Regions from separate parts of the Homo sapiens genome. Here region 2 is linked to region 1. The links are chromatin loops, found by intact Hi-C in ENCODE. Cell type or tissue: Calu3. All regions are shown on one strand.

What was found. Hi-C counts contacts between places; a loop is a spot of excess contacts. Peaks named below come from ENCODE experiments on the same cell type or tissue, not always from the same donor. Only the 100,000 strongest peaks of a DNase experiment are listed, where the experiment ranks them.
Region 2: it touches region 1 in a loop (2.9-fold over the local background); 2 of 110 quality-filtered maps call a loop at or near these places.

What each region holds. Positions count from the first base shown.
Region 1 is chr4:103,413,526-103,418,525 of GRCh38, reverse strand. No RefSeq gene overlaps it. Among named protein-coding and RNA genes, the nearest start is that of LINC02428, 9.0 kb to the left of the region's middle. In Calu3, no CTCF peak of the experiment used is centred here; a DNase peak (open chromatin) is centred at 2,505.
Region 2 is chr4:103,205,682-103,210,681 of GRCh38, reverse strand. No RefSeq gene overlaps it. Among named protein-coding and RNA genes, the nearest start is that of CENPE, 9.8 kb to the right of the region's middle. In Calu3, no CTCF peak of the experiment used is centred here; a DNase peak (open chromatin) is centred at 2,811.

The sequences.
Region 1 (5,000 bases):
AGAAGACATAAGGTCACTTTAACACTTTTAACACAAACTCATACTAGACTCATATGTTTCAACAATAGAAACACTGCTCCAGTAACTTGCCTAGTTGATAAACTTGTTAACCAATCCCTGCCCAGACCACACTATAAGTATTCTTTTCAAATTTCTCCCTTTTGAGGAAAAATTTAGTCTTCCTACTGAGACTTTATGAAGGTGATGCTCTCCCTTGCCCAGGAAATTTATAGGATAAACAAGTTTTTCTAGTGTTCTAGTGCATGGGAACTTCAAAGTCTTACAAACTCATGGAATCAGGAACCAAACATTATGGGCCATTGTTATGGCCGAACTGTTTCCTGTAATTTGTATGTTGAAGTTCTAACCCCCTAGTACCTCAGAATATGACTATATTTGGAGATGGAATCTTTAAAGAGATAAGTAAATTGAAATGAGTTAATTAGGGAGGGTCTTAATCCAATATGACTGCTGTCCTTATAAGATGAGGATATTAGGATACAGACACAAACTGAGGAAAGAGACATAGAAAAGATCATCATCTACAAGCCAAGGAGAGAGGCACAAAAGAAACCAACCCTGCTGACATCTTGATCTTGGACGTCCAGTCTCCAGAATTATAAGAAAATTAATGTCTACTGTTTTTGTCCCCTAATGTGTGGCAGTTTGTTATGACAACCCTAGCTAACCAACACAGTCATGTTAAAAATTGTAGCCTCCATCCTAATTGTAATTAGAAAACATCTGCAAAGTTTCACCCTAGAAGAAGAGTGGGTAATAATCTGATCTTCAAAATATGAATTCTGAAAACATTAGTTAGACAGCAAAGTGGAAAACAGACTGGAGAGGTCTAGACTGAATTGTGTAGACCAGTTAGAAAACCATTGCAGTAGTCTAGGCAATCAGTAAATGTGTCAGGCTAAAGGTAATGGTGGTGGTGGCGGTGATGATGAGAAGGATGAGAGTAGAAAGCAGGGAGAAAAGGACAGATTTAAGAAATACAGGATAAAAACCTGATAGGATTTGGCACTGATCTCCCACAGTGTTTGTTAAGACTTAGATTCTGGTTCATTTAACAGAAAACCAAAATGGCTTAAACAAAATAGAAGTTAATTCCTATTTCATTAAAATCTAGAGATAGGTAGTACAGAAATCTAGATTTCTTCTATTGAACCTTTGATATTCTTATCTTATTACTCTTTATCCAAAATGGTAGTTCGAGCTCCAGCCACATTACACATAGCAAGCAAGAGGGTAAGAAGAAGAAAAAGTATGTGACCTCTTGCTTAAGAAAACTTGGGAAAATCCCATATATCACTTCTACTTGTATTTTATGAGTTAAAATTTAATCATATGGCCATATCTAGCTGAAAAAAGAAACCCTAGGAAATGTTGACTTATAACTGGATTCATAAGATTAGAGGTCTCTTTTTCTTTTTTTTTTTTTTTTGAGATGGAGCCTTGCCCTGTCACCCAGGCTGGAATGCAGTGGCAAAATCTTGGCTCACTGCAAGCTCTGCCTCCCAGGTTCATGCCATTCTCCTGCCTCAGCCTCCCGAGTAGCTGGGACTACAGGCACCTGCCACCATGCCTGGCTAATTTTTTGTATTTTTTAGCAGAGACGAGGTTTCACCATGTCAGCCAGGATGGTCTCCATCTCCTGACCTCGTGATCCACCCACCTTGGCCTCCCAAAGTGGATTAGAGGTCTCTTAATAAGAAGAAGTGAAGAAGGGATGTTGAGTGTGTCCCTAATGAAGAAGTCTTTGCATGACAATAATTCTGAGCAAAGCAATAAGTTATTTTTATTCCGTTCCCTGGTCACTGACTTTTACTGCCATGTAAAATAAATGGGGGTCAATGAAACACTCAGTTTAAACCAAACACTACAATATGTCAAAGTATATGCCTTATTTTGAGAAGTTAAGAGCATCATTCTTATATAAGGAAGGATATTAACAACAACAATAGACGAAGGGCCTACTAATACTTAAGTCATTGTATTAGTCGGTTTTCACGCTGCTGATAAAGATGTACTGGAGACTGAGCAATTTATAAAAGAAAGAGGTTTAATTAGACTCACAGTTCCACATGGCTGGGAAGGCCTCACAATCATGATGGTAGGCAAGGAGAAGCAAGTCACATCTTACATGGATGATGGCAGGCAAAGAGAGAGCTTGTGCGGGGATATTTCTGTTTTTAAACCATCAGACCTGTTGGGGAGATCAGTCCCAACCCCCAGCCATGGGTACCCAAAGTCCGGCAGTGACAAAGGAATGAGAAAAGACAAGTTAAGAGTAAAAGCAGGTCCAGGGGGCCATCTGCTAGAGTGAAGGCTGCAGAAGGCCCAGAACACTGGTTTCCTGAAAATTTATTGAGTACAATCTTTTTGATCTAAGAAGCAGATGGTACGGGGTGAAACGGTGAAGGTGGGGGAGCATGCGTCATTGGAAACATGTATAGCACTGGCGGTTATGTGAATTTCCTTTAAGCTCAAAGCATATGTCTAACCACTATGATAATCTTTAACTTACCAGGCTGCAGCTGGTGGGAGCTAGGATAGGATGTCTGGTCACATTCCAATGCTTCAAGGGAGTGTTTCCGCCCAGAGCATTCTGTGTAAAGCCACAGAGCAGGTCATGCTCACTGGCCTGGGGGCACAATGGCAATAATGAGATGTTTCTCCTCAGGTGCCCCCTATGGTGTTCCAGAGGTGTCCTACACAGGGGTGACTGACTAAACTGGCACCCCATAAACCCTTCCACCAGCAAGATCTCATAAGACTTATTCACTATCATCAGAACAGCATAGGAAAGACTTGCCCCCATGATTCAATTACCTCCCACCAAGTCCTTCCCACAACACATAGAAATTCAAGATGAGATTTGGGTGGGGACACAGCCAAACCATATTATTCTATCCCCTGGCCCCTCCCAAATCTCATGTCCTCACATTTCAAGACAAATCATGCCTTCCCAACAGCCCCCCAAAGTCTTAACTCATTGCAGCATTAACCCAAAAGTCCACAGTCCAAAATATCGTCTGACACAAGGCAAGTCCCTTCTGCCTATGAGCCTGTAAAATCAAAAACAAGTTAGTTACTTCCTAGGTACAATGGGTGTACAGGCATTGGGTAAATACAGCCATTCTAAATGGGAGAAATTGGCCAAAACAAAGAGGCTACAGACCCCATGCAAGCCCAAAATCCAGAAGGGCAGTCAAATCTTCAAGCTCCAAAATGATCTCCTTTTACTCCATGTCTCACACCCAGGTCACGCTGATGCAAGATGTGAGTTCTCATGGTCTTGGGCAGCTCCACCCCTGTGGCTTTGCAGGGTACTGCCTCCCTTCCAGCTGCTTTCACAGGCTGGCATTGAGTGCCTGCAGCTTTTCCAGGTGCATTGTGCAAGCTGTCAGTGGATCTATCATTCTGGGGTCTGGAGGATGGTGGCCCTCTTCTCACAGCTCCACTAGGCAGTGCCCCACTAGAGACTCTGTGTGGGGGCTCTGACCCCACATTTCCCTTCAGCACTGCCCTAGCAGAGGTTCTCCCCCTGAGGACCCCACCCCTACAGCAAACTTCTGCCTGAGCATCCAGGTGTTTCCATAAATCCTCTGAAATCTAGGCGGAGGTTCCCAAACCTCAATTCTTGACTTCTGTGCACTCACAGGCTCAACACCATGTGGAAGCTGCCAAGGCTTGAGGCTCGCACCCTCAAATTACTCCTGAGAGCTGCCTCACATTTGGAATTTTCAGCCAAGGGAACAAATTCATTTCTACGTTTTAATTTAAATTTAAACCTTTTTTTTTTCAGTTTTACGTTACCTGCAGGTGAAAAAAATCCTAAGAAATATTCTTTCCAAATGCTCTATTTTCCCAAATAAAAATTTATTGATTGAGAACAATTTAGTATCTATTACTATCACATTCATGACTTCAACATTCTTTTGTTGAGCTCCTACTGTGTGCCAGATCCTGTGGCTGATTCTGTTTCTACAAAGATGCCTAAGATATGTTCCTCCCCTAGAGGAACTTAGATCTTATTAGGGGAACATACATGTATTAAATTATATTATGAGGTGTAAAGTGCTTTTAATAGAGGCACAGGGTGATGCGGATGCAACAAGGACAACAATAGCAGTTACGTTTGAGGTAGTGGGAGGAGCAGAAATATCTTGAAGAAGGGAGGGGATCTTCCAAGAAGAGAGAGTTTGCTTAAAAAGAAGCTATAAAAATGCAGAGCGTATGTGAGGATTTTTTTTTTGGTGTTTATATAATTCAAAATAAATCTGCTAGAAGGGAGTGAGCTGTTTTCTATGCAGATGAAGAATCAATGCCATTCTCTCTTTTTAGCAGTAAATTAAAAATACTTTTAAAGACAAAATATAAAAAGAAAAAAGATATTTTTAATTTTAGCTTGACATTTAAGATCCTGCAAATAAATTAATGGTGCTAGTAAAGTAGATTAATATTACAATTAAACAAACATCAAACCCAAATTGTGGGTTCATTCCTTAGATCTGCTGTACAACCTTCAAAAGGCATTTATTATCTCTAGATATTAGTTCCTTCATCTATAGAAACAGTCTTTTACTTTTGGAGATTCCATTTCTGTTTCTGAAAAGGAGTTATTTTAATCTCATGCATTTTTTTTAAACATCAAATGTGGTTCCTGTTTACTTGCTTTGGATTTTACAAAAAAAAAAAAATTAACTCACTTTTTGAATTATTTGTGTACTTGCTTTATTATAAATTATTAAGTAAGTGTTCGGGGGGAATATGTATAGAGTAAAGAAAGATGACTGATATGGTTTGGCTGTGTCCCCACCCAAATCTCATCTTGAATTTCAATTCTGTAACATATATAGACTTTTAAATAATTCATAAACAAAGTAATAAGGATATCAGTGAGATTAATGGGAATAGAAACCCTGAAACTTGGAAGGTACTTTAGTCATTGTTAGTTGTAGTAGATATTTTTGTCTGGAAATGGGAAGTGG
Region 2 (5,000 bases), 210 kb after region 1:
CCAGCACTTTGGGAGGCCTAGGTGGGCAGATGACCTGAGGTTGGGAGTTCAAGACCAGCCTGACCAACATGAAGAAACCCCGTCTCTAGTAAAATACAAAATTAGTTGGGCGTGGTGACATTTGCCTGTAGTCCCAGCTACTCAGGACGCTGAGGCAGGAGAACCACTTGAACCTGGGAGGCAGAGGTTGTGGTGAGCCAACATCATGCCATTGCACTCCAGCCTGGGCAACAGGAGTGAAACTCTGTCCCCCCACCAAAAAAAAGTAAACAAAACACATGAAATTGTAATCAAAATAGTCATTCTTACCTACCATGGAAATGTAAACTATGTGCCCTGCTTGTCAATTTGTTCTGCTAATTATGCAATGCCCTTCTTGGATCCTGGAATAAAATGGCATTGTTCTCAATATTACTGGCATGCACGTATTTTAGAGACTTCGTATTACCCACAGCTATAAGCCTTTTAAAAATTATATGTTAAGGCCCCTTCTACTTATACTATAACAAGTACTATTTTCAGGAAAGCAGTTACTTCATAGGTATTTTCAGCTACTTCCTTCAGAACAGAAATAACTTCTTTGGGAAACGATCATCAAGAAAAATAGGGCCTTTTATTACAAGTATTCCATTTGTTCCATTTCTTGTGAAATCATCAAGATAGTGAAGGCATGGTAACTGTATCAACAGATGCTTCAAAAGGAAGTACATCAAATGTTTTAATAGTTTGACAAATTAGAGTATAAGGAAAATGAGTTAGAGCCTACTCTCGAAGAGCTCACTGCCTAATAAGGAAGATAAAATACTCAGTCATAATACTACATATGATGCTACAGGAACTCAGAAGATAAAATAACCAGAGGCTGCTTGGAAGATAATGTCTGACCTCATTCTGGAAAAAAAATCAGCCACAGAAAGAAGGGGAGGCTGAAATACATCAGTGGAACTACTATGTCACTTACCACTTATACTAATAGTGGTATTACTGTATCTCTTGTGCATCAGTGATTAAATTATACCTGTGTGTATAGGTGTTACCTGGCCCTCTTTGCATCACCTTATGGGAATTGGGGTTTAGAAAACCAACACAAAAATGCAAATACTTTGGCTATGGCTATTGGTTTGATTAGTAAATTTTTCTTCATCCTTGTCCCAGAAGTCTTGAGTCTTCCACCAGGATTCATGAAACTGTGGCAGACTAACTTGTTAGCTTTCAAGAGGAGTAAAATTTCAGCCCTTTCAAAGTTCTTCACAGTGACTGTGTCACATATTGTTACATTTTGCTGTATAACAAACAAATACAAAATTTAATGGCTTAAAACAGTAACAACTAAAGATAGACACATTCATCAATGAAATGGAATACAGAGTCCAGGAATATAACCAGATAAGTAAGATCAAATGACTTTTTTTACAATGGTACACAAGTGATTCAATGGAGTAAAGACAATTTTTTCAACAAATGAGCTGGAACAAATGACTATCCATATGCCCCAAAGTAAATATCAACCTATATCTCACACCTTATATAAAAATTAACACAAAATAGACCATAGATCTACTTTAAAATGTAAACCTATAAAACTTTAAAAGTAAGCGTAGAAGAAAATTTTTGTAACTCTGGGTCATGCCAAGAGTTCTTAGATATTATACCAAAAGTACAATTCATGAAAGAAAAAAATTACAATCTGGGCTTCAAAAAATTATAAACATTTGATGTGTGTAAGCCACTGTTAAGAGAAAAGCACTGTTAAGAAAAACCACAAACTGAGAGAATATGTTTGCAAACTCTATATTTAGTAAAGGACTTGAATCCAGAATATATTGAGAACTCTCAAGACTCAAAAGTAAGAAAACAATCAAATTTTTTGAAGTGAGCAAACTATCTAAACAGGTACTTCACCAAGAAGATATATATATATATATGGCAAGTAAGCACATGCAAATATGCTCAACATCGTTAATTACTAAGGAAATGCAAATTAATACCACAATGATATACTACTATATACCTATTAGAATGTCTAGGGGTTTTCTTTAATGACCATACCAAACTCAAATGAGGATGTGTGAAGCAATTGGAACTCATTCACTACTGGTGGGAATGTAAGGTATAGCCACTTTGGAAAACAGTTTGGCAATTTCTTATAAAATTAAATTTTAGATATTTTATCCAAGAGAAATAAAAAGTGATGTTCACACAAAATCCAGTGTATAAACGTTTCTAGCAGCTATATTCAAAATTTCTAAGCACTGAAAACAAATGTCCCAAATGTCCTTCAGCTGGTGATTGAATAAAACAAACTGTGATAAATCCAAAAAACAGAATCCTACTCACCAATTAAAAGGAACAAAGTACTGATACAATAACACAATGAATCTGAAATCCATTAACGTAAGTGAAAGAAATCAGGCTCAAAAAGCTATAAACTGTAAAATTCCATTTATGTCATTCTGGAGAAGGCAAAAGTAGCACACAAAACAGATCAGTGGTTTCCAAATCTTGGATGTAAGGGAGGGTTGACTACAAACAAGCAGCACAAAAGAATTTTGGAGGATGATGGAACTGTTCTGGTGAGTATCACACAATTCCGTGTATTTGTCAAACTTCATTAGAACTATTCACCAAAGAGACTGAATTTTATTATTTCTCACAATTTAGGGGATCAACTGGAGTTAGTTGGATGCTTCTTTGGCTCTATGCAGCATTAGCCAGGGAAATTTACAAAGCAGCATTGATCAGAAACTGGTCTAACCTGGAAGGTCAAAGAGGCTTCACTCGTGTCTGGCATGTTAGAGCTCCTCCATGTGGCCTCGTCACGTGGCTAGCTTGGGCTTGTGAAGTTAGCCCAAGAGATTACGGTGGGAATGACTCTGCCAGCTCTGGGCCTAAACTTTCAGAGGCCTAGCAGCTTCCATCTTATTCTGCAAAGCCAGCCATCATGTAAGAAATTTAGCTATCCTGAGACTACTGTGCTAGGAAGAAAGAGGACCAGATTAAAGACGAGGGTAAATCGAATCCATCTTTTGATGGTTAGAGTGGTGAATGCACAACAGCGAGGGGAGAAAATCAAAGCAGCCATCTTTGGAGACTACCTAATGCCCAAAGGCACTAAAAATGCCCCAAAGCACTGAAAAATGTCCATTTGGTTCAGAAATTTACTTACTGTGGTGCACATAGATTAATTGTATTAACATGACAGTAGGATTGTAAGCCAAATTATAAGTATATGAAGATTAAATGGAAAACAAAGAAGTGAGACAGTAAATATAATTACTTCATAGACTAAAAGAAAGAAATGAGAAAGGCTTTCAGATACATGCAGGGTAACACAAAGAAAAGCTTTCAAATTATATATATTAAAAAAAAGACCTAAAATATTTATACACTGAGTGGACAGACCCATCAAGAGAGTTAAAAACAAAAGCCACAAGAAAGAATTAAATTTGTAAATGAAAGAAATAAAATAACAAAAGTTAAAAGAAAAAGTAATAAAACATGTTTATAACCTCAAAGTAGGGAAGAATTTCCCAAATGGACAAAAACAAGGACGCTATAAAGAAACCTTACACAAAGACAATTTAGAAGATGATGACTGACCAAATGGAAATATTTGCTAGATAGGTAATCTGTAATACTTAAAGACTTATAACACGTCAATTAGAAGGACAATCCATATGAAAAAAAACTGGGCAAAGGAGCAAAGGACTACACAGTACAAATGTACAATGCAAAAAATAAGATATAAATATTACCAATAAACAGTGATGAGATGCTCAATCCTACTAGTAATCAGGGAATTGCACATGAAAATAAAATATCTTTTTCCTATAAAATTGACAAAAATTAGAAATATTGATTTGTACCCAGTGATGATGAAGAAATGGGGAAGTGGACACTCACAGACTCTTGGTTGTAATATAATTGGTACAAATTATTTGAGAAGTAATTTGGTAGTACTTGTTATAATTCAAAACAAGCACATCATTTGAGTCGGCATTTTAGCTTCTAGCAATCTAGTTTATGAAAATAAAAGCGTAAGTATGGAAAGACATATGCAGATGGATTTTTGTATTATAAGCAATATTGAAAATTAGAAACAATCTAAATATACATAAAGAAATGATTGAGGCCGGGTGCGGTAGCCTACACATGTAATCCCAGCACTTTGGGAGGCCGAGGCAGGTGGATTGCCTGAGGTCAAGGGTTCAAGACCAGCCTGGCCAACATGGCGAAATCCTGTTTCTATTAAAAATACAAAAATTAGCTGGGCATGGTGGCGGGTGCCTGTAATCCCCACTACTGGGGAGGCTGAGGCAGGAGAATCACTTGAACCCGGGAGGCAGAGGTTGCAGTGAGCCGATATCGCACCACTGCACTCCAGCCTGGGTGACAGAGGAAGGCTCCATCTCCAAAAAAAAACAAAACAAAACAAAAAACAGAAAAGAAAAGAAAGAAATGGTTGAATAAACTATAATGCTGCCATATAATTGAATATTATGCAGCCAATATAAAAGGCAGATCTATATATTGATTTGTTAGTGTAAAAAGCAAATTTTAGATCAATTACAGAATAATCTTATTCTTGAAAATATGAAAACATCTGGTTATCCACATAGATTTATTGCATATATTCAAGAAATATAAATTTAATTAACATAGATTACCTTAGGGAAGATGAAATTTGATGACTGGGTAATAGAAGGAACATTCACTAGGCAATTTAGATAATTTTTAAGGTGAAATTACAGATGATTCTTTTTGTTATTTTCTAGCATTTTTCTGAAATAAGAGAGAAAATAACTGCCTGAGCAAGGATGTAGAGGACACTGGAGAGAAAGGAGCCAAGGACATAAATGGAAGGGCTCATCTCAGACACCACAGACACTTCACTCTGGACGTGCATGAAAAGAGGGAAGAGTTGGTGAGGATATAAATCAGTAGAAGTGCAGGAGGTAGGGTGGGAAACCTGGAAGTTGAGACATCTTGCCTGATGGTCC